Linked DNA regions of Homo sapiens: region 1 is linked to region 2. Evidence: chromatin contacts called from ENCODE Hi-C data. All regions are on one chromosome and are shown on one strand. The core of a region is the stretch at or near the end of the contact, and the rest is flanking DNA. Distances in the headings are between cores, read along the strand shown. Region 1 holds the start of DYRK1A (dual specificity tyrosine phosphorylation regulated kinase 1A). Region 2 holds the start of ITSN1 (intersectin 1).

Region 1 (2,839 bases), core at 298-2,797, 3.7 Mb after region 2:
CTAGTAACTGTAGCAAGGACATTTTTGCTGGAAATCATTTAAAGCAGGTGTATTTGAGTCATGTAGCATAGACAGCGGCATTTACTGCGAGTTTTTTACATCTAATATTGTTTATAAGATTTTATCTGTTGTCACATTTGTGAAATTTATGAAAAAAATTGGTTACGAACACTATCACAAGGTGGCAAAATCAAGCTTAGAAATCAATTAGTGACTCTGCTGTAAAATAGTATATATATACACACACACTCTTTTTAGGTATACATTTATTAAATGCCATTAGAGTTGGTACAAAATACAATTTTTAGCTGGTGGCTCTCTACCGATTACAACGCAGCCAGCACAGCATACTTGGGTTTTCAAGCCTCGGGAGCTCACCCAGCAATACATAGCTAGGGAGAAGGGGTAGGGAGAATAAAAATCAGCGAAAGCCAGGATATTAATAAAGAGTTTTGATGGTTAAGGACAAGCAGGCGAATTAAGACTCTGGAAACCGAGAAGGTGTATAGAAAAGAAAACCAGAGAGCTGGACGACAAGGACACAGTAACAGCACAAGGGGATTCATCTAAAGGGCATTCCGATGGAGCAGGCAGGCTGCGCCCCGAAAGGTGGGGAGAGGTTGGAAGCAGATGGGCAGGCACAGGCGAGCGTGCACTGCCTGAAAAAGTTTTCATGATGGCTCCAGCCTAATTTCCCAACGCTGGTCTCGGGCGCCACAAAACCTGGGCGGCCCGACCGGAGCCAGGTGCCAGCCTCAGGGCCGCCGGGCCCGGCGCAGCGTCCGGAATTCCTGCGATGTCTGGGGCGCGGCGGTGGCTCCTCCCCGCCCCCACCACGGCCTCCGCCGGCATTTTCCGGCTAGGAGGCCCGCCAGCCCTTCGAAGAACCGGCTCCACGCGCGGACGGTCGCGGCCGCCGCGCTTCCCGGGGAGAGAGGCGAGCGCGGCGCCCGGACCGCGGTGAGAGCCCTCCAGGCCCGGGCGCGCGGGGTGGGCTTCCCGGGTCCCCGCCCGAAGGCCGCGGCGCCCCTCCTCCTCCCCCTCCCCCGCCCGGGGCAGCCCGCCCCTCCCCCCGGCGCGGGCGGGGCTGCGGGCGCCGACGCGGAAGCGCGGGGCGCTAGGGCTGCGGGGGCGGCGGCGCGGGAGGCCGCGCGCGCTCCCCGGGCCGCAGTCGGCGCGGGCGCGGGGCGGGGCGGGGCGGCCGGGAGGCGGCGGGCGATCGCGCACAGGCCTGGCCGCCGCCTCGCCCCCCCTTCCCCAGCCCCTACCCTCCCTCGGCCTAGCCGTCCCCCTCCTCTCCCCTCCCCCGGGCGAATCACGCGCCCTCCTCTGACACTCGTAGCGGACCCGAGCTCCGAATTTATCCTTCACGTGACCTGAGGGGGTTGGGTGGTTGGCTGGGGACAGAGGGGGAGACGGAAAGGAGGGAACGGAATCTGCCGTTACCTGAGCAACAGGCCCCGCCCGCCGGCTCGGGGCTGGGGGGCGGGAGGAGGACGTCAGCACGTCAGCCGGGGTTTTGCGTTTTGATTGACAGTTGCTATAGCGACCGGGTCGGTCCGTCGCCATTTTGTTGGTTGGTTTTTTTTTAAACCCTTTCGCTTCCCGCCCGAATAATAATAAAAAGCCCCATTGGAGTGAGGCGGGGGTGGCGGCGGCAACCGCGGCGGGGGTATCCGGGGAGACTGCTGCTGTCGCTGCTGCTGATCGCGGCCCAGGTCGGCCTCAGAGAGCGGACACCCCGAGCGGGGGGTGCGGGCGCCGCCGCCGCCGCTTCTGCTGCTGCTGTTCCTGCTGCTGCTGTTGGTGCCGCTGCCGCCGCCGGCGAGCAGGCGGGACCGGTGTGAGTGCGAGTGTGTGTGCGAGGGAGCGTGTGCGAGGGCGATTGTGCGCGCGAGTGTGCGGGTGTGTGCGAGTGTCTGTCTGTCTGTGCGGGGACTCGGGGGCGGGCGGTTCGGGCTCTCCTGGCGGAGGAGCCGCCGCCGCCGCCCGGGCCCCGGCGCTTCTCGCTGCGCAGGTTCGGAGCGCGCGCCATTTTGTGAGATTTACAAAATCCTCCTCGGGAAGAAGCCGCCGGCAGCAGCCGCCGCTCGGCGCCCGGCCTCGCCGACGCCGCCCTCTGCGCCGGGCCGGCCGTGCGGCCCCGCCGCCTGGAATCGGGGCCCGGGGACTGCGGTATTTGCCGGGGAGGGGGCTGTCGCCTCCCCGGCCCCGGGCGCCGCTGGAACCGCGAGCCGAGGAGAGACTGAGCAGGCTGCGGCGCGGCCAGGAGCCGGAGCGCCGGGGGCGGAGAGAGGCTGCCGGGGCGGCGCTGGCTGCGGAGGCCGCGGCGGGAGCGCGGCGCGGGAGCCCGAGGCTGAGACTCACCGGAGGAAGCGGCGCGAGCGCCCCGCCATCGTCCCGGTGAGTGTCCGGCCCGGCCGCGGCCCCGCCCGGCCTGGCGCTCGGCTCCCCCGGCGGCCCGCAGCCGGGCCGGAGCCGAGGCCGGCCGGGCGGAGGGAGGGACCTGCCATTTTAGGAGGAGGCGCCGCGGGCCCAGGGCCGGCCGCCGGGGGAGGGAGCCTCAGGCCGGGTCCCGGAGGAGCGGCGGGCGCGAGCGGAGGGAAAGTTGCGGAGGGTGGGAGCGGGGGCCGCGGCCTCCCGGGAGCCGGGGCCTGGGGGGCCGTAGACAGCGCCAGACCTTCACTGGCCGCCCGAGCGAAGGGGTGGAGGTTGTCTTCCTCCTCCTCCTCCTCCTCTTCCTCCTCATCCTCTTCCCCCAGCTCCTCCCTCGTCCCTCCTCTCGGTCCCCACCAGTGTGGGAACCGCCGGGGTGATTCGCAAGGACAATGCACGGGTT
Region 2 (2,700 bases), core at 23-2,522:
GGCTCAAAAGCCACATACAGCGAATAACTACTAACTGCTTTCCGAAAACAGCAAAGTGATGAGGAAGAAAGAAGTGGCTGAGAAGAAGTAACAGAGAAAGAAAAAGACACTCAAATTCTAGGAACAAGAAGCAGAGGAGAAAAACCCAACCTGGGAGATTAAGTGGAAGGGCACTCCCAGACCTCTGCCTCCATAAAAGTAGAGGGAGATGCAAACTGAGATAAGACCTACAATCAAAACCCGTCAAGGTCCAGGAAACTGTCCCTCAAATCTAGTCTTACCCACCCCTCAGCGGCCTCAGCTAAGCTAGGCCTGGGCCCGAACAAGTCCCAGGTTAGGGTTCGACGCGAACCACCATCCTCCCCAGGGCTGCACGGTTCTGTGGGGCATCTCTCCACCTTTCGCTTAAAGGCCCGTTTCCCAAGACACAGGACGCGTTTCCCGGGGCTCACCTGCCTCTGAGCCGCCCCAACGGCCTGCACCTTCACCACCGCCACCTTCCAGTCCTTCGTCAGAGAGCCCGCCCCCTGCTCCCATTGGTCAGGCCGCTCGTCACTCCTGAAGGGCGGGGTCGGACTCGCGAGGCTGTCCAGAACGCCATGGCAACCGGTCTCGGAACTACATCTCCCGTCATGTTCCGCTCGGGGGCGGAGAAAGAGGCGAGGCCCCGCCCCAAGGACTACCAATAAATGGGCGAAGTTGGAATCGCCCGGATGGGTTCCGTTTTATGCAAATTTTAGCCGAAGACCACACCCTTCCTCATTCCAACCATAGGCCCGGCCAACCCCTTTGGGTTGTGCTTCGCCTTTTTCCTTTCCACATTATTCTCTCCTTGAAAACCTCCAATAATTAAGTCAATTAAGTGCATCCTATCTAGTGTCTCTCACGGCAACGAGCAGATGCACCGAAATCGTGCAACAAAATCTCCATAAACCACGATAGGCAACCTCAGACCATAAATCTCCTGTTACGCCTACATGGGGAGGAGGGGGAGAGTGCTAATCCTGCCCCCACACAGCCCCTGCTGATTGGCTCATTCGGCTTGTCACTCTGTTGTCTTACATTTCTTTGGCTCACCCTCTTTGGGTTCGCACGGTGGGCGGGGCCAGTGGTAGGGGGTGGTGAGAAGGTGCGGGCCCCTTCTTCCAATTGGCTGGCGGTTTCCCCACCCACTTATGGGCGGAGATGGATGGTGGATGGGGGGCGGGGGAGGCAGCGGAGGGAGATGAGGAGATAGGCGGGAGCGAGGGAGCGAGGGAGGGAGCGAAGGAGGTAGAGAAGAGTGGAGGCGCCAGGGGAGGGAGCGTAGCTTGGTTGCTCCGTAGTACGGCGGCTCGCGAGGAAGAATCCCGAGCGGGCTCCGGGACGGACAGAGAGGCGGGCGGGGATGGTGTGCGGGGCTGCGGCTCCTGCGTCCCTCCCAGCGGCGCGTGAGCGGCACTGATTTGTCCCTGGGGCGGCAGCGCGGACCCGCCCGGAGATGAGGTGAGGAGAGGGCTGCAAGGCGGCGGCCTGGACCACGGGCGGCTGCAGCGGGGGCGGGGGTCGGCGCGGGGGTCTGCGCGATGGCTGCCCGGGGCATCCGTCCCGCGCCCGGCGCTTGTCTCCCCGGCCGCCCTTAGCCCCTCGCCGCGCGCCCGAGAGACGGCAGCGGCTGCCCCTCTGCCTTGTCCTTCCCGTCCTCGGGGGTGGCGGCGGAGTGGCGGGCGGACCCGCACTGGGAGGCCGGGGGCCGCGGTGGGCCGTGGGGTGGCGGCCGCGGGACGGGCGTGGGGATGAATGGGCGCCGCGGCCCCGCCGCCGAGCGGGCTCCCTCCTCTCGCGGGGACCCCGGGCGGCCGCTCCTTCCCGGGCTGACCTCGCTGCCCTCGGCCGCCGGCGAGGGGCGGCCCGGCCTCGCCTCCCGCCGGCCTCCCGGGGACCCGCGTTGGCGGGAGCGGCGCCGCCTCTGCCTGGAGCCCCGGCTCCTTCCTCGGCCCCTCGCTCGCAAGCCTGCAGAATCCTGGGTCAGTGAAGGGCAGGCAATGCCGTTCGGCCCCAGGGCGCGCCGCGGGGCCGCCCCTGAAGGCATTTAAAGGGGAGCGTCTTCCGCGCCCTGTGAGCGCGTCCCCGGGTCCGCCGCGTCCCTTCCCTTCTTACGCACCGACACGGTTTTGTGGTGTGGACCCAAGACACAATTGCAGTCCCTTGCTTGCACGAATGCAATCCGAATTCCCAAAAAAAGGAAACCGGCGAGGAATCGGCCGCACCTTCCTGCGCTTCTGCTTGCCTTGGGATTAGAAAACAACTTCGGAGATTACATTTCCTATGGGCAATCTTTTGTTGTGATTCAGACTCAAGAAGGCTTTGCTTTGGAAGAAATAGATTAGCGGCTTCTCTGTGGAGTTGGAGGCTATAGAGATTTTTATAGCCTCTTCAATATGAAAGTTTCCTCTAGAACTTTGCCATCATCAGTGCTATTCTGAGGGCAGCAGCAACCTGGAAATTTAGATACATGCAGGCTCCGGCCAGATGCGTTTCTTTGTGCTTGTCTGTTGGCATTCTTCTCTTGCTGCTCCTCTTGATCAAAACGTACAGATAATAAAGGCAAGGCCAATGAAGAGGGTAGATAATAACAGCAAATCCCATACAAACAAATGCCTCTAGAAATTCTCAGTTCTGTCAGCGGGGAGGCAGTTTTGCTAATCCCGTGGAACGGAT

Evidence for each region. A loop is a pair of places that touch in the nucleus more often than their neighbours do. Pooled maps may share reads with other maps.
Region 1: a map of B cell shows a loop between it and region 2 (20-fold over the local background). The contact joins the promoter of DYRK1A here to the promoter of ITSN1 in region 2. A Hi-C loop is called at or near these places in 2 of 168 maps with a recorded cell type or tissue (B cell and CD4-positive, alpha-beta memory T cell) and 7 of 50 pooled maps.

Annotation. Positions count from the first base shown.
Region 1 is chr21:37,365,226-37,368,064 of GRCh38, forward strand. DYRK1A (dual specificity tyrosine phosphorylation regulated kinase 1A) reads left to right here and starts at 1,548. Exons shown (of 12, transcript NM_001347721.2): 1 at 1,548-2,403. RefSeq lists enhancers at 84-1,009, 541-620, 1,934-2,839 and silencers at 761-940, 971-1,280, 1,861-2,010, 2,201-2,280, 2,521-2,660 and 1 more.
Region 2 is chr21:33,641,229-33,643,928 of GRCh38, forward strand. ITSN1 (intersectin 1) reads left to right here and starts at 1,273. Exons shown (of 40, transcript NM_003024.3): 1 at 1,273-1,485. CRYZL1 (crystallin zeta like 1) reads right to left here and starts at 513. Exons shown (of 13, transcript NM_145858.3): 1 at 453-513. RefSeq lists an enhancer at 252-661 and silencers at 1,132-1,471, 1,482-1,581, 1,902-2,031.